Regions from separate parts of the Homo sapiens genome. Here region 2 is linked to region 1. A link is an interaction called in ENCODE POLR2A ChIA-PET data of the cell type or tissue named here. Cell type or tissue: OCI-LY7. All regions are shown on one strand. Links, peaks and the distances in the headings refer to the core of each region. The heading gives the core; the rest is flanking DNA. Region 1 has its middle 15 kb from the start of COA6. Region 2 overlaps MAP3K21 (mitogen-activated protein kinase kinase kinase 21).

Region 1 (13,056 bases), core at 3,464-11,463:
TGCCCTCAGTTCTGCTTAGAGAAGGGGTTTGGTAATTTCCCATTTATTCCTTATAGTACATAATACCTTGTCGCTACATATGGGAAACACCTAAGACACAGCTGCCATTTGCATGAAGAATGCACAGTGAAAAGAGGAATTGGACTGCTTAATACATAATATCTCTCATTTGACATACAAAGGTTTATGGAGTGAGTGTGTCTTATGCACTATGCCTGATGTTCGGGGAAGCACAGCTCAATGAAACGCAATCTTTGCCTTTGATTTGTTCATAGTCTGGTGGGGAAGTCAGATATGAAAACCTAAAGCCACACTGTAATAAAAACTAATCCTGAGCTGTGGGCCGAGGCTTGTGAGCACGGAGGATGGGGTAGCACATCCTTTCTGGGAGAATCAGAGGGGCCTTCACTGAGCAAGTGAACTTGGAGGCTACACTGAAGAAAGAGTGAATGTTTCCCAGATAGGAAGGGAAAAGGAGGCATTTGAAGCAGAGATAAGTGCAAAGGCCTGAGAACCTAAAAGAACTTAGTGCCTTATTGTTCTCAGCCTCACTGAGTACTTCCTAATTTAGAGCCTTGCATTGGCTGACCCCTGGGGTTCCTCTGCCTGGGGTGGTTTCTCCAACCACTTCTTCGCCTCCAAGTCTTGGCTCATCAAGTCCTAAGCAATTCTCCCTATTTAAATTAAAACCTGCTCGCACGTCCATTGTCCAATATGCCAACACCAGTTTTGAATATTCCATTCTTTCCCCGTTGATTTAAGATATCAATTTCATCCATGAGAGCTTGTAATATTTATAGTTTATAATATTATAGCTGAGCAAATCTATTTATCAACTGTATATGTATCTGTATATCTATATATCTACCTAGTTAGCTATCAACCTATATGTATGTATGTATATATTCTTTTTTTTTTTTTGAGACGGAGTCTTCCTCTGTCGCCTAGGCTGGAGTGCAGTGGCGCGATCTCGGCTCACCACAATCTCTGCCTCCTGGGTTCAAGCGATTCTCATGCCTCAGCCTCCCGAGTAGCTGGGATTACAGACATGCGCCACTACACCCGGCTAATTTTTTGTATTTTCAGTAGAGATGGGGTTTCACCATATTGGCCAGGCTGGTCTCGAACTCCCGACTTCAGATGATCCACCCGCCTCGGCCTCCCAAAGTGCTAGGATTGCAGACGTGAGCCACTGCGCCCAGCCGTATGTATGTATTCATCCACCCATCCATCCATCATCCATCTATACAGCTAAGCTTGCATTGTGCTATTCACTCAAAACCCACACATTTTTATTGCTGTTGCTGTTATTAAATGCTTTCTTAATCACTGAAAGAAGTATATTAAAATATGTCACAATTATTATATATTTGTCTCTGTTTATATTTCTAACAGTTATAGCTTACAGCTATCTTGTTAGGTATATATGATTACATATACCATCAACATACATTTCTTATTTACTCATTTAACATTTCTGGCCTTGAATTTTATTAACTGATATTAATATTACCTCATTTCCTTTCATTTTTGTAGCATTTCCTTAGCGTATCTTTTAAAAATCATGTATTTGCATCCTTTTTTGGGTCATTTTGTTTTAGTTTTAGTTTCACCTCTTGTACAGAGCATACGGTGACACTGAAAATTCTTCGGTGAGAATCTCTGTTTTTTTTTTTGAGACAGAGTCTTACTCTCTTGCCGGGCTGGAGTGCAGTGGCACAATCTTGGCTCACTGCAACCTCCACCTCCGGAGTTCAGGTGATTCCCCAGCCTCAGTCTCCCAAGTAGCTAGGCCTACAGGCACACGCCACCATGCCCGGCTAATTTTTATTTTGTATTTTAGTAGACACGGAGTTTCAACATGTTGGCCAAAATGGTCTCGATCTCCTGACCTCGTGATCCGCCCACCTTGGCCTCCCAAAGTGCTGAGATTACAGGCGTGAGCCACCTCGCCCAGCTGAGAATCTCTGTTCTTAATGGATGATTGTAACCTATTTTCATTTACAAGGATTACAGTTGCATCCGAAATTATTCCAGTCTGACCAGGCCTGTTTCTGGTAGGTGGGAAAAGAGTATAAATGAGAACCCATGCCTCGTATGCTTGGTACTTAAAAGTTATGAATCAAGCTGAAAATAAAATGATTTTTCCTGTACCTTGACAAGTGTACCTTCATAACAGCAACATTTAAAAAGATGTATAAAGGTATGGTTTTTATAAAGTTGCCAAAATGTCAAAGATGGCTGAATTTAATTATTATTACAGTCCTGTTGATGAATCAGCAATATTTGATTCAGCAACAAAATAATCTATTCAAAAGTATGTATTCTGTAAAATGTATCTTTCTTGCCTTTGTTTCAGCAAAATTGTTAACTACGTTGTTAAAAGAAAGAGTTTCTAGATCCTGAGGTAGAACTTAGGCAAAAAATAAAATATAAAAAACAGAAGGAGTTTCACATAATTTGTATACAGATCTAAAAGAATTAAGAAGTAAATATAATTGTGTTCAAATTACACCAAATATATATTTATAAAAAATGTAAATTAAAGTAAATGTAAAGAATTTTTAAAAAGTTATTTTTACATATTTTCATGATGTGGTTATGCTCAAGTATTCAAACTTATCTATTAAAATCTATAAGGCAAAACCAGTGATAATCAAGGTCTATGAAACAATAAATCATTATTATTATAATGAGTTGAGTTTTTATTTAATTTTCTAAACATTTAATTACATACTTACTAAATGTGTTTGTAAAAAATATTTACAAGTTTAGTGTACAAAGTTTGGCTGTCAGTATAACAAATTGGTATCATGTCTCACTCTAGACCTTTAAGCATACATCTTTAAGAGTATTATGAATTGTTTAATAATAAAAATGTGGTTGGGCACTGTGGCTCATGCCTCTAATCCCAGTGCTTTGGGAGGTCAAGGCGGGCAGGTCACTTGAGGTCAGGAGTTCGAGACCAGCCTGACCAACATGGTGAAGCCCTGTCTCTACCAAAAGAATACAAAAATTAGCTGGGCATGGTCGTGCATGTCTGTTGTCCCAGCAAATCAGGAGGCTGAAGTGGGAGAATCTCTTGAACCTGGGAGGCGGAGGTTGCAGTGAGCCGAGATCACGCCACTGCACTCCACCCTGGGCAAGAGAGCGAGACCCCTTTTAAAAAAAAAAAATTGCAAACTGTTCTGCAATTTCTGAGAGCAACTATTATGAACATCACACTAATTTGTAAGTACCTCCAGAACCATGAATTGGACAAAAATGGGTGCTTGCCATTCCTGGGAAAATATATTTTGTCATACAGGAGTCTGTTACATTCGTGCTACCTGAGAAGAAAGAGCTCACAAGTTAAATTTTCTTTTCTGTTACCAAAGCACTTCTGCCACGCAAGTCCTCCCTGCAAGCCAAAGAATCTACATACTGACATTAACACTGATACTACATGAAAGTTTCATGGTATTTGGACATAGTTCCTGTTGTTTCAAGGTCCTAGGCCAGTCATGAGAGTTGATATTTAGGATTGTTACACATTGTAATGCCTACATGACCTAGGTGAATTTCTATCCTGTCTTAACCCTGCTTATCTTTAGGAAACAGGATGCCTGAGGTCTGAATTTCCCCCTTGTGATCTAACTTACTAAGACTGGATCCAAGATGGCAGCTCACTTGACCTCTGAAGAACCTCTAACTTCATTATAGTCTAATGTCCATGCTAAACGACTCTCCCACCAGTGCCATGACAGTTGACAATCACCCTGACAACAGCCAGAGGAAACCATGAAAGGACAAAAAGGAAAGCGCACTCTGGTTTTGAGCGGTTCTCTGCCCATTCCCAGAAAAGACATGAATATTCCTCCTCTTGCTCTTAATGCTTAACCCCTTCATTAAAGATGCCCTATATTTGTGATATACTCACTTGCAAGAGCTATGAAATTGATTTGTGAGCCAAGCTCCCACTTCTCAATTCTATGGCCATCGAACGAAACCTGAACTGCTTGATGCTCACTTTTGTTTTTGTGTATTGGCTTCTGAACTGAACAGAGAAAGACCCCATTTTGGAAAGACAGACTTTGTCAGTAATAGGATCTCCCATTCAGAGCTGAAGGCTAGATCCCATATGATAAAGCAATTTGTTCTTGCTCTTGTTTTATGCTATCTTTTGAAAACATTAATTACACCTTATTTTAGTTCTCTTATGTTCTTTTAATTTATAATTTATTCCTTTTCCTTAGATGGTAGTGCCTCTGACTTTTTGGTTTAATGTCTTCATTCATAGTGTTGATCTTGCTTAAATGCTCGGTAAATTTTGTGGTCTATCTGTTCATGCTTGTGATTGCTAAATTATGTTTTATTTAGTACCGTCTCTCTTTTTGTAGAGAAAGGATGGGAATTGCTCAGAACTGCCTGCTTTATGTTTTCATTTTAGTATGAGTTTTTTCTGGAGTTATGTAGAGCAAATGGTTCCTACTCTTGCTAACACTTTCACCTGTGTATGTGTTAAGTTGCAGTCTTTATTTGCTGTCTTCCCATAAGTAAAATCCCATCTCCTTTCTATCCTAAAGAATTCCTCAACATTTCTGATCCTCTATTTCCAGGACTTGAAGTGGGAGAGGAAGTAGGTACTTAATCTTAATCTAATCTCTTTCCTTTTCTTTTCTTTTTTTTTGAGATAGAGTCTCACTCTGTCACCCATGCTGGAGTGCAATGGTGCTATCTCGGCTCACTGCAACCTCCACCCACCGGGTTCAAAGGATTCTCCTGCCTCAGCCTCCTGAGTAGCTGGGACTACAGGCGTGTGCCACCACACCTGGCTAATTTTAGTATGTTTAGTAGAGATGAGGTTTTACTATGTTGGCCAGGTGGTCTCGAACTCCTGACCTCAAGTGATCCACCTGCCTCAGCCTCCCAAAGTGCTGGGATTATAGGCGTGAGCCATTGTGCCCGGCCTCTTTCCTTACTTTTCCAAAACACTTTAAGAAATACCATAGTGGAGCAAAACAATAATGTTTACAGAAAACGCAACTGCACAAACATAGATGCCTCTCAAAATTAACCCTGTGATGAGTGATAGCAACACTCCGTAGGCTTCAGGTCAGTCCCTCTCCTTCTTAATGTTCACCTCCCACCTGACTCCCAGCCTATCCCTCATAGCAGCCAATATTCTATTATTTCCCACCATAACATAAGATGAAGCCATACTTTCGACCAGTTTGTCCCCTTTCCAGCCATGAGAGACCTAAGATTTGAGCTTTTTTGTCTCTTTAGGCCTGAGGATGTATAGAGATTACTCAGGTTCCAGGGTGAGGAATGTGCTGTTATTGGCATAGTAAATGAGACTTCAACACACTACAGGTGAAGCCCCTTCCCACCATTAGCCCACACTAGAGCAATTCTTTAAGCATTCAATAATCAGAACCCACATAGAATGTTAATTGCCTCACATCTGGTAACCAGAGAGTTATTCTGTCCTCTGGATAGTGTACCCTATGTTTTTATTAGCTTTTAGTGCCCACGATATTTGCACTTATTCTACTTACAGCAGCTACAACCCTAAGATGTGATTTTTCATTCATCCTGTTCCCCTGAAATGATTTTGGTTTGGCCACGAACAGAGGACTTCACATATATCATTTATTTATTTGTTTCATGAATACTTTTAAGAATGCAGTCTGCATAATGGAAACAGTTCCTGCCTTTAAGAGACTTGGAAGTTAATAAGAGGACTGACCAAGGTCACCAAGACATCCAATATGAGGCAGTGGTGTGAGATAGGTGGCACTCGAGGGCAGACTTGGTGCTTATTTGATTTTGGGGGACTGGGAACTTCTTCATGAAGGAAGTAACTTTTGAGTTGAGCCAAACAGGATGAATAGGATGTTCAGAAACAGGTGGGAGACAGGCCGGCACCATCTTAGCCTGTTCAGGCTGCAGTAACAATACCATAAACTGTGATATGATTTGGCTCTGTGTCTCCACCCAAATCTCCTGTTGAATTGTGATCTGAACGTTGGAGGTGGGGCCTGGTGGGAGATGATTGGATCGATGGTTTCTTATGATTTAGCACCATCTCCCTAGTGCTATCTTGTGGCAGAGTTCTCACAAGATCTGGTTATTTAAAAGTGTGCAGCACTTCCCCCTTTACTCTTTCTCTCTCTCCTGCCACCACCTGAAAACACGCTTGCTTCCCTTTTGCCTTCTGCCACGACTGTAAGTTTCCTGAGGCCTCCCTAGTCATGCCTCCTGTACAGCCTGTGGAACTGTGAGTCAATTAAACCTTTCTTTCTTTATAAATTACCCAGTCTTAGGTAGTTCTTAATAGCAGTGTAGGAAAGACTAATACAAACTGGGTGGCTTATAAAAAATCAAAAATTATTTCTCAGAGTTCTGGAGGCTGGTAAGTCCAAGGTCAAGGAGCTGGCAGATTTGGTGTCTGTTGAGAGCCTGCTTCCTGGTTCCTGTGTCCTCAGAAGGTGGAAGAGGCAAGGGAGCTCTCTGGGGTCTCCTGTATAAGGGCACGAATTCCATACATGAGGACTCCACCCTCATGAACTAATTATCTCCCAAAGGCTTTACCTCCAATCCAAATGCCCTCACATTGGGGATTACATTGGGCATATGAATTTGGGGTTGGGGAACACAAACATTCAGTCTATAGCAAGAAGAAACAGGTAGTACGGTAGGGGCAAGATCTGGGAACAAGAAGAAGCTCAGATAAAGAGATGGGCATCTGTAGGGTAGTGGTGGGAGATACCAAAAAAATCCAGACAAGGTTCTAATGTAGAGGGTACTCAATGCCATGCTGAGACATGAGGGCATTCAGTGGTCAGCAACAGAAAGCCACTGAAAGTAATTAAGCAGGAGAATAACATGCTTAAATATCTTGTTTATTATAGCCCATCATCTCAGTCTGAGCTCCTTTTGATCTTGAGTCTGTCATTCAAACTATGGAATTATCTCTTCTAGCACTGCCACCCCCTGCAGGTTTGATAGACATCTTCAATTATGCTTTTCTAACTAGACTATCAAAGCATACAAAATTCATAGCCCTCATCATATCCCTAACAGTGACTTCCCTCCAGGTTGGTGATTATTAAGAATCTTTGGGCTATGCTTATCTAACCACAGAACTCCCATGTATAATGGCATCCAGTCCATAGTTTTCAATGATAGTAGCAGATATTATTGATTACTTACTATGTAGTCAGTACACATGATTTACATTCATTATCTTATTTAAACCTTTCACCAAGCCTCAGGGATGAGGCTCTTGACACTTACTGTGAGTTCCTTGAAATTGCAGTGACTTTCCTGTCCCAGACATTTGAATCATCATTCTATGTTTTGAAGCTTGATTGAAAACTAAATACATTATGAATTTTATCAAATAAATCCTTCATAAAACCTTCAGGTATTTGTACCCCCTTTAATATCCACTTGGTTAGTAGGAAGAGTTGTAGAATTCACAAGCTCAATTAGAGACTTCATTTTTTGCTTGTGTTTTTTGAGGTTATATGAAACGTTTTAAATGTGACCTGGGAGAAGAGTGAAATAGAGTTTTAACTTAACCAGGATGCATGATTTTAAAAATCGAAGTAGGCCTGAATTTCCTGAAAATTTTAAAATAATCTAGTAGTGCCAGCATGAACCTTAGTCACTTAGGCAATAGAGAAGGTTTTCATGGAAATCCATTGGTCTGTTTTAAATAAATACCTTGAATATTAATAGTATAAAAGAGCATTATCTAAGTAATACTGAAGCTTATTATCAGCTGAAACTTTCTTGATCATGATGGTTAGCCATTTACGCTCACATCTGTTAACAATGGTGATTGCTTTCATCAGGAAAACAACCTTTAGATATGCAAATAGCTCTTTCTGAGGATCCGGCAAGATGGCAGAAGTAGAGCAGAAGAAGAAGCGGACCTTCCGCAAGTTCACCTACCGCGGCGTGGACCTGGACCAGCTGCTGGACATGTCCTACGAACAGCTGATGCAGCTGTACAGTGCGCGCCAGCGGCGGCGGCTGAACCGGGGCCTGCGGCGGAAGCGGCACTACCTGCTGAAGCGCCTGCGCAAGGCCAAGAAGGAGGCGCCGCCCATGGAGAAGCCGGAAGTGGTGAAGACGCACCTGAGGGACGTGATCATCCTGCCCGAGGTGGTGGGCAGCATGGTGGGCGTCCACAACGGCAAGACCTTCAACCAGGTGGAGGTCAAGCCCGAGATGATTGGCCACTACCTGGGCGAGTTCTCCATCACCTACAAGCCCGTAAAGCAATGCCGGTCCGGCATCGGCGCCACCCACTCCTTCTGCTTCATCCCTCTCAAGTAGTGGCTCAGCTAATAAAGGCGCACATGGTTCCAAAAAAAAAAAAAAAAAGATATGCAAATAAGTGTGGTAGCTAATATTCTGTCTCCTTTCCTTCACACCTCATAGATTTTCAATCCCCAGATGTATTTTCATCTTTAGAGAAATCAAAGGTGTGTTTCCTAATTATGTTATACTTTTGCATTAAGTTTAATGAGTTAAATTATAAAACTTTTTCCATTTATACCAGTGGGGTTAGTAAATGGGCCTCTGGCTAGGGGCTATTATAGCCCCTAGGCTATTATCTCATGATCTTCCAAGTACCAGAGATGGGTAGTGTAATGAAGGGCCTGGGGTCTGGTTCAGGACATGCTTTCTATTTTACTGAAGAGTTCTCAGAACAGAGTGTGCTCTGCTTTCTCTGGTTGCTCTGGGGATTTCTGTTCACTAAAATTGTTGCCTAACATTACACTAATGACTGTTCCTTAAGAGCTGATTCTTAAGAAGGTAGGGCATGACCTATAGATTTCCTCGCAGACTTGGTACAATTCACAGGAAATAAACATAGAGAGGTGAATTACTTGTCAAAAATTACATTGCTACTAAATGGCAGATCCAGGATTTGAACCCCTAAGGTCTATTATAGAAAATGTGATATATTATCTTGTGTGGTACTCTGGGGAGAGGCCATGTTTACTTGGTAGGGACTTTGTCTCTTCTGTTTGGCCTTCGATTTCCTATCTAAAGTAAATGTGCTCTAAGTGTCAGCAAAGATAATCGGGCTTAATGGTGGAGCAGAAAGTTGGCCAAATATAGCAAATGTCATTATATGAAGGAAGAGCTCATTAAGTCTCACTCAGCTATCTTTCAATAGGCAGAGGGCTTTTGGAAAGAAGGCCACCTTGTTTGGAATTAAGTTTTATTTTTATCATAGTAGTCTATGTATAAAGTTTATTTCATTTTTTATTTCTTTATTATTTTATTTTTATTTATTTTTTGAGACAGAGTCTCGCTCTGTCTCCCATGCTAGAGTGCAGTGGTGCAATTTTGGCTCACTGCAACCTCCATATCTGGGGTTCAAGCAATTCTCATGCCTCAGCCTCCTGAGTAGCTGGGACTATGGGCATGCACCACCACGCCTAGCTAATGTTTGTATTTTTAATAGAGATGGGGTTTTGCCATGTTGGCCAGGCTGGTCTCGAACTCCTGGACTCAAGTGATCTGCCTGCCTCAGCCTCCCTAATGTCGGGATTACAGGCATGAGCCACCACGCCTGGCCACAAAGTTTATTTTAAATCGAAGAGGTCTACGAGGATTTTATGAAAGCCAATAGTCTATCCCCTATTTCACCCAATTTTCAACTCTTCCATTTTCCTTACCTCCACATTTCTATATAGAATATTTCTTAACTTTTCAAGTTTAGAGAACATATATTGACTTCCTACCATGTTAATGATATGATAAATACACATTTATTATTTACTTTATACCAAGTATTTTTATCAGTACATTATATATAGATATAAACTCATTTTATCTTTATGATAACTCTTTGAAGTAAGTAGTATCATCTTCATTTTCCAGATGCAGAAACTGAAGTACAAAGAAGTTGAGTAACTTACCTAAGATCATACAGCTAGTAGGTGTCCTGGGATGTGAAAAAAGGCAATTTGGCTAGGAAGTCCAAATTTTAAGCCATTTTTCTGTGCACCTGCCCTCCATTCCGGTTTACATTCTCTTCCTAACTACATTTCCTACATTCCTCTAATTTAATTTTGGTATGATTTTTGGTTAAATTAATTGTTATTCTTTACATTATTATGGTTATACCAATGCAGTGCACTGCCGAGCCATGTAATGTACTACTTGTATGTTTTCTTTCTTTTTTCTCCTTCCTTTTTCCTGTGATTGATACTAGCCTTTTTGAGGGCCTGAATTTTTATCTACCTATTGTTAATGCTTTTCAATTATTTCACTGTTTCTCCCATGTGTATATTAACAATATGTTTCTATTCAGTCAAATATCAATTGTATGTCTTTATTTCCTGGAAACTTCTTCCTTCTGCTTCAGTATGTAATGCTTGCTCTTTGTAAAAATTTCATTGGGAGACTTCCCTTTGTGTCAGATATCCTCTTTCCTGGATCCCATGTCATCTTCTTTCTTGTTTTAATTCATTGTTTTGGTAGAACATATTTTCCAGTCTTCTTTTGGAAGGGTACATAGCGGGTATTTGAGCCCTTGAATATCTGAAAACATCTTTATCCTGTCCTTGTGCTTGATTGAGAGTTTAGCTGGCTCTAGAATTCTAAGCTGAAAATAATTTTCCCCCAGAATTTTGAAGGCATTTGATTATTTGTCCTCTGGCTTCTGATGCTGCTATTGAGAAATATGAAGCCATTCTGACTAATAATTTGTAAGTATTCTCTACTTATCTTTCTGGAAGTTTTCAGGATCTTCTTTGGTATTCTGAAACTTCACAGTGACATCCCCTAATATGAGTCTCTTCCATATCTTTAGCTAGTGTGAGTATTGGTGAGTATTTTTAATCTAGAGTCTCATGTCATTTGGTTCTGAGAAATTTCTTCCTCTCTCTTTTCTCTGTTCTGTATTTCTTGAACTATTAGTAGGATGTTGGATTTATTGGATTGATCCACTATTTTTTTCTTGTATTCCATCTCTTCTAATTTTGTCTTCAAGGAGATTTAAACAAATTTTTAAAATTTCTTCAGCTGCAAGTAACAAAGACTGAACGTCATGCGTTAAGCAAGATAGAAGTTTGTATCTCTCCCTTATGTAAAAGTTCAGAGGTAGGTTGTCCATTGTTGCTATGCCAACTCTACTCCATGAAGGGATTCAGTCAGGCTCCTTTTATCCCCAAGTTTACCTCATGGTGTATACCAGTTATCTTTTTAAGAAAGTCTCTACAAGTTGCCACAAAGTACTTTTACTCACATTTCAACAAGTAGTCACAAAGCCACAACTTGCTGCAAGGAGAGTGGAAAATGTAGCCTTTATTTTGGGTGGCTAGGAGGTTAGCAAAAAGTTCAAGGAGGATTACTTGGAAAAAGGTAAGAGCATATCTCAGACCTGCCATTTCTCATTGATTCTGTCATATTTTCTACAGTGATGATCATGTTATCCGAGAATATAGACAGGTTTACTTTTTCCTTTCAATGTGGATACTTTTTATTTCTTTTTCCTAGCTTATTGCAACAGCTAAAACCTCTAGTACAATGTCTAACAGGAGTGTTGAGTGTCATCCTTTTCTTGTTTCTGATTGTTGGTGGAAAGCATTCAATCTTTCACCATTAAGTAATATTAATTATAGGCTTTTTGTAGATGCCATTTATTAGGTTGATCCTTTTATTCCTACTTTTCTGAGAGATTTCATACATGGATATGGGCTTTTGTCAAAAGATTTTGTGTGTGTGTCTATTGATCATATGGTTTTCTTTTTAGTTTGGTAATATAGTGAGTTACATTGATTTATTTTATTATTTTTTATTTTTTGAGACAGAGTCTTGCTCTGTCACTCAGGCTAAAGTGCAGTGGTGCGACCTTGGCTCACTGCAACCTCTGCCTTCTGGGTTCAAGTGATTCTCCTGCATCAGCCTCCCGAATAGCTGGGACTACAGGTGTGTGCCACCCTGCCTAGCTAATTTTTGGTAGGGACAGTCTTTGACTATGTTGGCTAGGCTGGTCTCGAACTCTTGACCTCAAGTGATCTGCCCACCTTGGCCTCCCAAAGTGCTGGGATCACAGGAGTGAGCCACCGCGCCTGGCCTGGTTGATTTTTAAATGTTACACCAGCCTTGCATTCCTGAGATAAACCCCATTTGGTCAGGGTATATTATCCATTTTAGATGATATTCTTGAATTCAGTTTGCTAAACAATTATTTAGTATGTTTGCATTCACTTTCATGAGATACATTGTTTCGTAGTTTCTTTTCTTGCGATATCTTTGCCTAGTGTGGTATCAGGATAATGCTGGACTCTTTATGAATTGAGAATTATTCCACCTTTTCAGTTTTCTGAAACAGTTTATGTATAGTTGGTATTATTTCTTTCTTAAATATTTGGTAGAATTTATCAGTGAAGCCTTCTGAATCTGAAATTTTCTTTGTGGGAAATCTTTTAATTACAAATTTAATTTCTTTAATAGATATAGTGCTATTCAGGTTATGTATTCCCTCCTAGGTGAGCTTTGCAGTTTGTGTCTTTCAAGGAATTTGTCTATTTCATCTAACTTGTCAAATTTATTGACATAAATTTGTTCATAATACTCCCTTATCACCATTTTAATATCTGTGGAATCTATAGTGATATCACATCTCTCATTTCTGATATTGGCAACTTGTAATTTCTCTCTTTTTTTTTGTTAGTCTGGCTAGAGGTTTATCAATTTTATTGACCTGCTCACTGACCAGTTTTTGGTTTAGCTGATTTTCTATTTTATTTATTTCCACTTTGATCTTTATTATTTCCCTATTCTGCTTACTTTGGGTTTAATTTTTTGTTTCCCAGTTTTTAAAAAATTGAGGCTGTGGTCAATGATCTATCTTCTTTTTCTAATCTAGTACTTTAGTGCCAACATTTTCTAAGTAACGTTTCGGTTGTATTTCTCAAATTTTGATATACTGTATTTTATTTTCATTCAGTTAAAATGCTTTTTAATTTCTGTTTTGATTTCTTCTTTGATTTATGGGTTGCTTGAAAGTGTGTTGTTTAGGTTCCAAATATTTGCGGA
Region 2 (13,056 bases), core at 1,640-9,639, 970 kb after region 1:
GAGGTCAAAGTCTCCTTTCCTCCATCCAGGCTCTACTCACAGGGTGGAGGCTCTATCCCAGGAAGAATCCTGGTTTCCCAACTGTCCTCACATGAGCTCACTTGGAGAGCAGAGATTCCACTCTGGGAGAGGCAAGCCAAGAAGATTAGAAGTTGCCATCCCACCCAACACTCAACATATGGCTCAAATATTTTGGCCAGAGGGAAAGATATTTCACAGGAACAGAGAGTTCCAAAGATGTCACCAAAGGAACTGATTTTATGTGAAAGTGTGGTGACGTGCAAGCCTCAGAACAGTCTCAAAAACCATGCTGTTCATTAAGAGCAACAAGCTAAACCATAGGCCATGGAGTTTATCAGAGAGAATTGTGAAAAAAGAAAGTTAACAGGACCCCTCCTGGGTCAGAACAAGCCTTAAAGATAGTCCCAAAACTACCCCTGCCTGAAATTAATTGGAGTAGACTGTGGAGCAAGATATGCCCCAGGGCATAAGCAAAAATAATAGAGCAATCAGCCAGCAATTACTTGGTGTGATGTCAAATGAAGCAGACAGCTTATCAGAGAGATCACGGAAAGAGACAGTTAAAGAGAGCTGTGCTAAAACCATGTCATCCCAGGGGGTTGTGTGCAAGGCCAAGCCTGAACCTTCTAAGGTGTGACACCAAAGGCTTCAAAGGCTTCACTTGGTGAAGGAAATAGATTTCTCTAAAATAGTCTAACAAATCACCATACAAATGAGCAAACAGCAACAAAAACAAGACCTGGAGAGAGGGTGAAGGGAATTAGTATCCACAGCTGCTACATTATACAGTTGACCCTTGAATAACATGAAGGTTAGGAGCAGCAATACCCAACACTCTTGAAAATCCACACAAGACTTTTGGCTTCTCAAAAACTTAACTACTAATAGCCTACTGTTGACTGGAAGCCTTATTGATAGTGTAAAAAGTCAATTAACACATATTGTGTATGTTATATGTATCTTATACTATATTCTTACAATAAAGTAAGCTAGAGGAAAATGTTATTAAGAAAATCATAAGGCAGAGAAAATGTCTTTACTATTCATTAAGTGGCAGTAGATCATCATAAAGGTCTTCATCCTTATAGTCTTCATGTTGAATAGGCTGGAAAGGAGGAGCAAGAGGAGCAGTTGGTCTTGCTGTGTCAGAGGTGGCAGAGGCGGAAGAGGTGGAGGAGGTGGAAGGGGAGGACGGAGAGGCAGGTGCACTAGGTATAACCTTTACTGAAAACTATCTGAGCTAAAATGGACCCACGCAGTTCAAACTTCTGTTGTTCAAGGGTCAACTGTATTACTGAATTGAAGAAAGAAATTCAATTTTTCCTACTGTGCACTCACAACATGCTTCTGACACCAGATGGAGCTTGGGGGGATTTTCTGACACATCAAGCAAGTAATCATTTCTGCAGCAGACACCAGATGTGTGTCCTCTAATTCAACCCAATTCTGCCACTATCTACTTGGAGATCAGATCCCATAGGTTGAGGGCTCAGTCTATCATACCTATCATCAGATCCCATAGGTTGAGGGCTCAGTCTCACAACATTGCTCTCTAATTTTGGTGCCAATAGCAAGCCCCAGGGTTTTTTTCACCTGTGCTTCTGACCTAGGAGCTATAAATCAGGGTTCCCAGGACCTCCTCCTTGGGTTCAATTAATTTGCTAGAGCTGCTCACAGAGCTTAGAAAAACACTTTTTGTTTACTGTAAAGGATATTACAAAAGAGAGAGATGAAGACATGTTTAAGGGGAGGTCAGGGGGGAGGCTTGTGGAGCTTCCATGCTCTCCCTGGGTTTGTCACCCTCCAGAAACCTCCACAAGTTCAGCTTTCTGGAAGCTCCCAAACTCTGTCCTTTTGGGATTATAAGGAGGCTTCATTACATAGGCATAATTGATTAAATCATTGACCACTGGCAACCAACTTAACCTTCAGCACTAGTTGAGGCTGAAAGCCTCAACCCTCTAATCATGCCTTGGTCTTTCCAGTGACCAGCCCCATCTTGAAGCCATCTAGGGGCTGACAGCCGCTAGTCAACTCATTAGCATACAAAAAGGCAGTTAACATTTTGGAGACTGCAAGGATTTTAAAAGTTGTATGCAGGGAGACAGGGATGAGGAACAAATATATATTTCACAATATCACAATTACCTAAACTGTTCAGTTTTCAGCAAAAAAATGTGAGTCATACAAAGAAACAGGAAAGCATAACCCATACACCAGGAGAAAAAGCAAACAAATAGCTTGTGAGAGGGCCCAGATTTCAGATTTAATAGCAAAGACTTCCAAGCAGCCATTATCAATTGTTCAATTTACTAGAGGAAAACATGTTTAAAGAAGTACAGGAAGGTCTGGTGACAATGTCTCATCAAATAGAGAAATACCAACACAGAGATAAAAAAAGAACCATATGGAAATCATGGAGGTGAAAATGTAATAGCCCAAATGAAAAATTTACTAATGTTTTGACACTAAATTTGAACTCAAGAATCAGAGTTTGAAGACAGATCAATACAGATCATATAATCTGGAAAAAAAAGAATGAATGAAAATAAGCAGAGCCACAGACAAATGCTGGATTCACTAGGTACACCAGCATGTGTAATGGGAGTAGCAGAAGAAGAGAGGAAAAGAAGAAGAAAAAAATATTTGAAGATATAATGGCTGAAAACTTCTCAAATGTGCTGAAAACATGGATCTACACATTCAAGAAATTCAACAAACTCCAAGAAGTATATATGCAAAGAGATCCATAACTAGATGTGTCATGGCAAAAATGCTAAGAGCCAAAAACAAAGAGAAAATATGGAATGCAGCACAAGAAAAATGACTTAGGACTTTTCACAAGCTAGCAACTCTGCATGGAGCATTCCTCATCCAGTGGACATCCTGGCTTCCTCAGACACTTCCCTGACACCTCCCACCCACCCAAGATTAGATGAACTCCTTTAATGCTATCAAAGCCCCAGTGACTTCACCTTTTTTTAACACTCCCTTCGCTTGTTGTCAGAATTGGCCGCATAGCTTGTGAGGCCCTGTGAAAGATAAAAATGAGGGCTCCCTCTTTAAAAATTATTAAGAATTTCAAGATGATGTTCACAGAGCATGAAAGTCAGGCTCAGGGACCATCTGAGTGTGAGGCTCTGTGTGACTGCACAAGTCACATGATGTCCATGCAGTTGCCCTGAGCACAGTTTCTCATTAAAACCATCCAGGCAGGGGACAAGCCTCATCTTCCTTGCTCTCCGCTACATCTGGTGTCTCTTTCGTGGTGCCTAACACAGTAGCCACTAAACGAGTTTGTCAGTGTGTGGAAGCTCCTCAATCTAAACTACTTACAGGAAGTCCTCACTTAACATTGTCTATAGGTATTTGGAAACTGTGACTTTAAGCAAAACAAGGTAACACAAAACCAATTTCACTACAGGTGAATTAATAAAAACAGCAGTTAAGTTCCTAGGGCATATTTCTGGTCACGAAAACACCACTAAATCGCTAAATAAAGACCCCAAACACTTCTAACACTAAACATTGAAATAAATGTTATCTATACATACATCTAAGATTAATGAAAACAATTTAAGGTAATTATATACCCAGTGATTCTGGTTCAGGGTCGCAGGTGGCCAGAGCCCATCCCAGCAGCTCAAGGCACAAGGTGGGAATCAACCCCATTCTATGGCAGGGCACACTCACACACCCACACTCTCACACTCAGACAATTGAGACACACCAGTTAACCTGGCATGCATGTCTTTGGGATGTGGGAGGAAACCAGAGTCCCTGGAGAAAACCCACGCAGACATGGGGAGAAAGTGCACACCCCACAGACAGCAGCCCTGGCTGGGAATCAAATTTTTTTCCTCGTTAATATTATAACAGAATGACATTGAATGAAAAAATGTTATGTGTGGACCTGCTATATTTTGCTTGGTTGTAAAAACAATAGCTAGTTTTGTTGTTGTTGTTGTTTGTTTGTTGTTTGTTTTTGAGATGGAGTCTTGCTCTGTTGCCCAGGCTGGAGTGCAGTGGCACAATCTCGGCTCACTGCGAGCTCCACCTCCTGGGTTCATGCCATTCTCCTGCCTCAGCCTCCCGAGTAGCTGGGACTACAGGCGCCTGCCACCACAAACAATAGCTAGTTTTTGTTCCACTCTCTGGTACCGATTACATTGTTTCATTCACAAATACTTCATCTTTCACTATGTTTCAGCATGTTGATCTTTGCAGAAGTAAAGAATAGAGACAGCTTAAGCCCAATTAAATTATTTTATGTGTATATTGCAGTTCTTACATAATTTCACCATATTTATTGTCTTAGTCCATCTGGGCTGTTATAACAAAATAACATAAAGTAGGTGGCTTCTAAACAACACACATTTGTTGCTCACAGTTCTGGAGGCTGGGAAGTCCAAGATGATGGTGCTGGCAGACTCTGTGTCTGCTGTGGGCCTGTTTCCTAGTGTATATATAGCAGTTTCTCACTGTGTCCTCACATGGTGTAAAGGGATAACAGCTTCCTTCAGGCCTCTTTTAAAACAGCATTAACCCCATTCATGAGAATTCATGATCTAATTACCTCCCACCTCTTAATTCCAAAACTTTGATGGTTACGATTTCAACATAGGAATTTTGAGGGACATATTCAGACCATGGCATTTATGAACCTATTGAACAGAATACCTCATTTCTCTGAGTTGATCTATCAGATATGCATATTTTACTCCTTTCTATTGCATTTTCCATTGTATTAAGTGTTATTAGCTAATAGTGTTTTATTTTTAAATAAGTACTGTGAAAGTTAATAATACAAATTGGGCAATTCTTGTCATACATACTCAGTTAAATCAGAACTGAGGGGCCAGAGAGGAAAACATACGTGGGGGACATAGCACCTACTCCACGAATGTATTTTCTCCAAGCCCAGCTGCTGAAATGGCCTGCTGTCACCCCAGGGCCAGTTTTACCTGGTAGCTGCTGAAGCAACAATTTGTGACTCTAAGACTTGTTTTAATTCCTGCCATGACTCACCAACCAGAGCTTGCCAGAGTCCAAAAGCTTCTCTAGTGCCAATGAGCTTTCTTTCAAAACAATATGTAACAATTCTTTAATAAAACTCCTGTCTCTTTGTTCTTTGGACATACTGAAGATCACCTGGTCTCTGTGTATGTCCTGAATTGCAATTCTTGCTTCCTAAATAAAATGTTTCAAATTTCAATATTTATCTCTATATCTTATTTAACTTCAATGGTACTCATACATTTTTAGACTTTTGACTTTTTGATGAGAGAGAAACTACCTTAGCTTTAGATAACATTTACAAAGCTCATTTGCAAGATGTCCTCATCTTCTACACCATGCTTACAACTATTAACCACAGGTGTGAACAGGTAGATGGTGATCACTTGACTCAGACTGGGTCTTTGGAAATTTACCAAACCTTTCTGTGTCTGTTTCATATCTAATGCGATAGGAGTAGTATTACTTATCTCACAGTTTGTTTTTTTTTTTTTTTTTTTTTGAGATTAAGTCTCACTCTGTCACCAGGCTGGAGTGCAATGGTGCGATCCCGGCTGACTGCAACCTCTGCCTCCCAGATTCAAGCAATTCTTCTGCCTCAGCCTCCTGAGTAACTTGGATTACAGGCGGGCACCATCATGCCAGACTAATTTTTTGTATTTTTAGTAAAGAAGGGGTTTCACCATGTTGGCCAGGATGGTCTCGATCTCTTGACCTCTTGATCCGCCCACCTCAGGTTCCCAAAGTGCTGGGATTACAGGCGTGAGCCACCATGCCTGGCTTTCTCTCACAATTTTTATTAAAGAGAATTACAGGAGTTGTCTTCTATAGGCACCTAGGAGGGTTCCCCATACTTAACAGATATTCAATGCACATTACGTTTTGCTCCCTCCCATGTGGTGGGGTAATGCTATGATCTCCATGAAGTCCTGCGATCTGCTTTCCTCATTCACTCAAGCTTTTATCACTTAGTAAGAATTTCTACATGTTAAGTGGTGTTTGAAATTCCTCTGATTTAAACATAAAATTAAACAATAAAATCAACATGTCTCCTTAATCACTGAGATTTTTTTCTCATACTCATTTCACTCTGCAAAAGTGTGTCTTCTGAAAAGCTGGACTTGCAAAACGCTCACCATGAAATATAACTTTTCAATGCATATGTAAACCAAAAAAATTTGAAATAAAACATTTCATTCTACCTTTTTTGATGTATTTAATTGAATGACTCATTTAGTGATTTTCAGTTTAATATATTTAGCAGGTTAATACCTGGCTTATTAAACAATAATCTTTATTAACACAATTTTTCTTATTGAATACAAAATAAACCATTGCAAACTATAGTCACAATAATCAAGAGAGGATCAAAGCTACTGAGCAAATAGACCAGCTATAAAAGTTTATTAAAAAAATAGACAACATATGTAAACATATTTTTCAGTCACAAGGCTTCATAATACAGCACATTAGGCCCAGGCCTTAAATCTCTGCAGTGAGAGTACCTTAATTTTTTACTAACAGTAATTGACTTATCTTTCAGTGAACATTAAGCCTACACAAAAATAAATAACCAGATTCTGCTAAGTTTACTAACACAGAAAATTGCAAATGTACAATAGATTGCAGCAAAAGTTAACTATCTGCAGTAACATGTGAGATTGAATTGTTATATTACAATTATTTTAATACAGCTTCATTTTGAAATTCATCATAATGTAGAGTTGACTAAAATAAAGCTAAAGGGGAATAATAACAGAGATAAACAAACACCCAGATCACATACACTCCCCAACACACACATGCAAACACACATTTACTAATATGCATGCACACACACACACGCCAACATACATGCACACACATACAGGGATGTTTTGGTAGAAGTAAAACTGAGGACATAGTTTCCATCCTTTTTCTTTCATGTATTGATGATTTTAGGTATATATTTCTCTACCCTTAAGCTGGAAGCTACGTGTTCCAAAAGGACTGAACACAAAGCAATCATAGTTTCAAATGTGATAACATTTTGGGAAAACCAAATCTCTGTTACATAATTCAATAACCACACAAAGTGAAGCCGAATCATAGAACAGATGATAAAACAAGAAAACGTATTAAGTATCTGAGACTTTGCTGCAAGAATCCAGAATGCAAGATCGTTTTCCTTAGGGCAAAACTTACCATGTTAATACAATCCTTTCATACTGTTTCTCATCTGCTGGATATACCTGTTAGGCAACCACAATGCTGCAAAATTGCCAAATAATATGATTTTCCTTTTCTTCTATTATAGGTGAGATATTTTATCACACAATTGAATTTATTTTAAATTGCTGACATTTCAGTTATTCAGTAAACCTTAAGCAAGGTGCAATTTTAAATGAAATATCAAGCAATGTTTTTAATTTAGTTTTTCATTGTTTGGAAAAATTTAAATGTCGATTGTCTGTCTTCTGAAGAGCCACATTCTAGAGACAGAAGGGAAGCACAATACATTTAACATAAGAAACCAAGGCAAATTTACCAAGCTCTCGGGTAGCCATTTCTGCACCAATAACTCTGGATTTGTATCATATATGTATGACCATAAAAGTGATTCATAGATAATTTTATTATTTAAATCCTGATCTGCTATTCAAAGATCCATTTCTGAAAATAATTCATAATATAGTTGTCGTTTCCACCATATGAGCTTATTTCAACAGATGTCTAACATTTATCCACAATTAAATGAAATGTGAAATAACAACAACATACTTAACTTCTAATAGTACTGTACTGCTGTTCCTTGAGTTGTCAGTGTCTTTGGGATTATTAGGATAATTATGCACTCAAATAGAGAAAATAAAATTAAGACACATGACTGTTTACAGTACATGATATCTGTGAAGAGCTAGGTATCTGTAACAATTTTTAAAAGTTCTACTGGAGAATGAAAAAGCTTTCCACTTCTGAATATCAAATAAAGGGCTACTGATGGAGGAAGAATGTTTTCTATAGGAAAAACCTAAAGATTAGCCTCACTCAAGGGGCACACCATGTGGTCTCAGTCAAATGGCAAGGACTGAACTTTGAACATCTATTTTGGAGTTCTAATGAATAAAATGCTTATAACTTATATTCAGTAAAGCTTTTATAAGTTACATTCCGTATAATTTCCTCAGAGAGAAATATCATTGCATAATTTAAGTGAGAACTGGACATATGCATTATCGGCCCACAGCCAAGGTTAGGTAGTTTAAACAGGACTTTATATCTATTCCAGTCGTCAGACTTTTAAGACCTTTACTTACTAATATCACATTATTCTTGCCAAGAAACTAAAGCTCTTTCTTGGCTTTTTGTTGCAAAAATGACAATTAAGAAAAGAAACTACAAGAAAAAAAAACAAGAAACAAGACAAGAAAAAGGAAAGAAAGGAAAAAAGAAAAAAAAGGAAGGAAAGAAACAAAAATAGTGAAGCTCATTACAATTTCTGTTGTGTGCAAATGGACAAAGGCATAAATGAGAACAAAAACATTAACATTGTGCTGAAGGTAATTCGACCCAGCATAGTTTTCATTGGTGCACATCTCTTGTTTTACACTTTTGTGTATTCCAAGTTATAAGAAAAGAATCCAGAGGAAAAACAATAGACATGGCTAACAGCAATCATATACATTTTTTGAGAAGCTGGATATATCTTACTAATTTAGGAACATGGCCACAGCTTTTGAAAACACAGCAGCATGAAACAGTTCAAAGGTAGATACATTGTGTTCATTTGTTCACCTTAAAAAAATGCTTAAACAACAGTAAGGCACTTAGTTTAAGACAGGAATTCTTTCTCCAGTTCATATATAGATGGCCGGCTGGTTTTGCTCCTCATTCTGCACAGTGGCACAGTGTAGTCCCTGCTCTGACCTTCCACGTCAGCATCCAGTAATGAAGGCACATGGGATTTAGTTCTCTCCTTGGCAGCGAGGAATTGGGTGGGATGTGGTCCTGGGCGACCCACTACACAGGCAGTCTGTGCCAGCTGAGACACTGCTGTCTGTGGGTAAGCCTGAGGCAGATCTGAGCGGCTTCTCAGGGAGGCAGGGCGACGCTGAGGCACGATGTGGACAGTGCTGTGCTTCTTGGGTGAGACCTCCCTTGGCAGATGACTGTGAGGAGCAGGTGAGGGGCAGAGTGGCAGTGCAGAGGCTCCAGTGGCTGAGATAATAGTTGCACCAGCTGGTTGAGAAAGCCAAAACAGTATGCAGTTAGAAAGAAAATGAGTTCTAAAACAATGAATATCAAGAAAAATAATTATGATGGCAATTCAACAAAGTGATAGCTTTAAAATGAGCTTCAACAAAAAACATGCATTCACAGGCATGATCATAGCACACTGCAGCCTCGAACTCTTGGCCTTAAGGACCAAGGAACTCTGCCTTAGCCTCTAGAGTAGCTGGGACCACAGGCATGTGCCACCACACCTGGCTGAAGTCCTGCAAGTTTGCAAAGAGTACTTCAACCTATGGAAATTATATTTGTAAACAGAGCTAAATAATCCTCACAGTGCTTAGGCCAATAAAAATTATGAGTCATTATAATGATATTATAACGGTAGCTTTCAAAATGGACTAGACTGGAATAAATTTAAGAGGTTTAAAAATGATGGTCAACATGATTAAACTTCACTGTAGATTATGATTTGACAAAACTGATGAAAATGGAAAAGCAGTTAGACTTTTACACGTCACCTCTTTTCTTGTTTGTACTGAAGAACTGAATAATGTTATTACCACTTTAGCAAATAATTATTGGCTTATAAGTTAGAGAAAAATATGCTTTCATATGGGATTACTGTGCTAGAATTTCTCCTTGTGCAATTATAAATTACCAATACTTATTGACCTACAGAAAGATAATAAACCAATTTATCTAAAGGCAATGAACAATAATATAGAAAATATCATATCCAGATATAATATTTAAAAAGAAGTAAAGGAAAAGATAAAAAGGATGAAAGCAGTTTGTCTTAATATAGCTTTATAACCAATGCTAGCATAGCATTTTACAATTTAGAAAGCATTTTTTGTATATATTACCTCACTTAATATTCATGACAGGTATATAAGGTTATTGCAATTATGTTCACATACAAAATAAATAATACTCAAGCTCTACAGAGCACTTAGTGTGCCATCTGACTTTTACCACGATCTCAATTGTACAGATTAGGTAAGTATAGTATTAGGTATGTATATTGTTACTGTCCCCATTTTATAGATGAAGAAACTGAGGCACAAAATGTTTAAGTGATTCGCCCAAATTCACTCAGCATATAAGCAGAGATATGAGCCCAGCTAGCTTCCATACTATTAACCATGACACTACAATGCTTTTTAAGACATTCAAACAAGAAAGCAGTCTACGTAATTTCCCCAGCATCACAAACTTACCAAATAGTACAACTAGAACTTGAACCTTTGTTCTATGACTCAAAATCCCCCATTCTTCCAAAGTACCCATATTATCTCCTCAAATGTCAGTATTTCAGTGCCACTTAACCCCAGAAATCTCAAAGCTGAGTACATTCTAGCACATGATAGCATGATCCAGTCACATCAATACTCACTGAATTTTAGGAATGGAAAAAATACCGCAGTGAGGAGGAGTGAGACACTGTGATACAGCAGAAGGATCCCGGGTTTAAATTCTGACACCACTACTTCCTAATTGTGTGACCTTGAATAACATTAATTTTCCGTAAGTTTGAATTCTCTTGCATATAATAGAGTTGCCATAAAAACTAAGAGACAATTTATGTCCAAGTGCTTTAACATCTATAAAGTGCTGTGGAAATACCACTGGTTGCCTTCTGCCCAAGCCCCTCTTGTTGAATAGACTAAAAAACTATTTAAAAATTTGATTTTCTTTTCTTTCAGAGATTCCACATCTGGACATAAACCTCATGGAACTGTCTGGTATAACATACATCAACAGGGTAATACTTGCTGTCATGGGGTGAACTGTGTCCCCACAAAATTCCTAAGCAGAAGCCCTAACCCTCTGTCCCTCAGATGTCACTGTATGTGGAATAGGGTCTGTACAGAGGTGATTAAGGTAAAATGAGGTCATTAGGGTGGGCCCTAATCCAATGTGACTGATGTCCTAAAAAGAGATTAGGACACAGATGATTAGGACACAGATGCACTCAGAGTGAAGACTGTGTGAGAACACAGGGAGAAAACGGCCGTCTAGAAGTCAAGGAGCCAGGCTGAGCTCAGAAGGAACCAACCCTTCAGACACCTTGATCTGACTTCCAGCCTCTGGAACTGCTGGACAATGAGTTTGTGCTGAACATCTCTCCATGCTGTGGCACTCTGTTATGGCAGCCCTAGCAGGCTGATCACCTGCTACACACAGTCCCAACAGAAACAGAACAATGACATGTACAGCAGTGGAGGAGACAAGGCCCGCAGGGAGGCGAGAGGCCAGTTTCAGTTCCAGCCCTCCCACTCATCCGTGGTTCTAACTGGGGCAGCTGGCTTGTCTTTCCCGTAACGTGAGGGGGCTGGGTGGTTATTCTCCATGTGTTCTTTCTGCTTTGATATGCTATTATAGGTTTCAGTTACTGAAATTCAATTACACTTTTCCCAGAATCCAAATCATAGTTAAAATCAAATAAGAGAAGGGTAAGGTTCAAAGATCTACATGAACAGTAAAAACAAATTATTAAATGTCATCACCAGGAAAAGATAAAATCATAAATCCATACTGTTTCACATACTAATCTCTACAGCAGTGTTTTATGCTTTTACCTAATTAATGCAACCTACTTGGGGTCGGATTTCCATCAGACATGGTCCGTCTGTGATGTGACGGTCTATGTTTTGAAGAAGCACAGTAAGGTACATTCCCACATGTCTGCTGTAGGAAGGAAGACGGCAAGTTTCTTGATACACTACAATCAGTGTCAAGTCTTGGCATGAGGGCTGGCTCACGACCACTTCCTGGGGCAGTGGGACAAAAATCCGGAGTGAGCATCTCAGAGTCACAAGTGACAGGTGCACTGTCCACCAGTGGATCTTCACTGTCCATCTGCAGCAGGCACTTTGTGGAGAAAGAAGGTGTGGAGAGGATGCCCAGGGCACTTGACAGTGGCAGGGAGGGTGGGCTGCTGGCCTCCCCACAGGTGGATGGCAGGCTTGTGGGAGGACTGGCGCTTCTGCGGGACTTGGAAGCCCGCTGGAAGATTCCCTCTCGTTTCTTCTTCTCTTCCTTGGGCAACGGTTCTTCAGCAGCCTGTGCTTTATGAAGCTCTCTGAGGTCCAGTCCCAGAGCCACCGATGCCAGAAGGACGGTGCACCCATACAGAGCTGACTCCGTTTTCTTTCTCTGGGGGGATCTACTCAGACTATTCGTAGGAGTCATCTCAATGGAGACTGTGGCAGCATTCGCAGAGGCTGCCTCCTCCCAGCTTTCAGCTTCTGCAGGATTCTCTCTCTGAGCATCTTTCCCAAGAGGTAGATCAATGTAGGCCTGACTAGGCAATTTTATTTGTTTTGGTTTTCTGTGTTCTAATCCATCAGGGGAAAGTTTTGGCTCTTCACAGGACCCTAAATAAAGGTATAAGTACATACACTGTAGTATCATTTTACAGCAAAAGTCATTTAAACAAGATTGTAAAATAAAGCTAAAATATAATAAATACATATTTTAAATCAAAACACATGCAGCCCTTTTCATTTCTGCAAATGATTCATCCAGGAGGGCTCCATGGAGCAAGAGTCTAGGGCCCTACAACTTCAGGTTCCCTGCAGATGAACCAGCAAGCTAGCCATCTGCTGTTTCCTATGCTTCGGGAAGCTGTTCTTCATCAGCTTCAATAATAGACACTATTGTAGAAACAGTCATCAAAACACAAAAACGCACAACCATAGGCACAAAATCACTAAATATGTCACCAAATGTGCTCTTTTCCTCACTTCACCTAAATACATGCATCAGGCTCCATTATCTACAGCTTTCCTGTGTATAAACTAA

The links. Peaks named below come from ENCODE experiments on the same cell type or tissue, not always from the same donor. Only the 100,000 strongest peaks of a DNase experiment are listed, where the experiment ranks them.
Region 2: POLR2A ChIA-PET joins it to region 1 with 16 read pairs; 3 of 35 experiments call an interaction of 5 or more read pairs at or near these places.

What each region holds. Positions count from the first base shown.
Region 1 is chr1:234,351,979-234,365,034 of GRCh38, reverse strand. It overlaps the pseudogene RPS15P2. Among named protein-coding and RNA genes, the nearest start is that of COA6, 15 kb to the left of the region's middle. RefSeq lists enhancers at 7,849-7,898, 7,919-8,028, 8,079-8,178, 8,219-8,338. In OCI-LY7, for the core only: a CTCF peak has its summit at 7,046; a DNase peak (open chromatin) is centred at 8,084; H3K4me3 peaks cover 2,263 bases; H3K27ac peaks cover 565 bases.
Region 2 is chr1:233,378,504-233,391,559 of GRCh38, reverse strand. MAP3K21 (mitogen-activated protein kinase kinase kinase 21) reads right to left here. Exons shown (of 10, transcript NM_032435.3): 9 at 11,850-12,629; 10 at 6,412-9,255. The coding sequence ends at 8,849. Among named protein-coding and RNA genes, the nearest start is that of MAP3K21, 57 kb to the right of the region's middle. In OCI-LY7, for the core only: no CTCF peak of the experiment used is centred there; no DNase peak of the experiment used is centred there.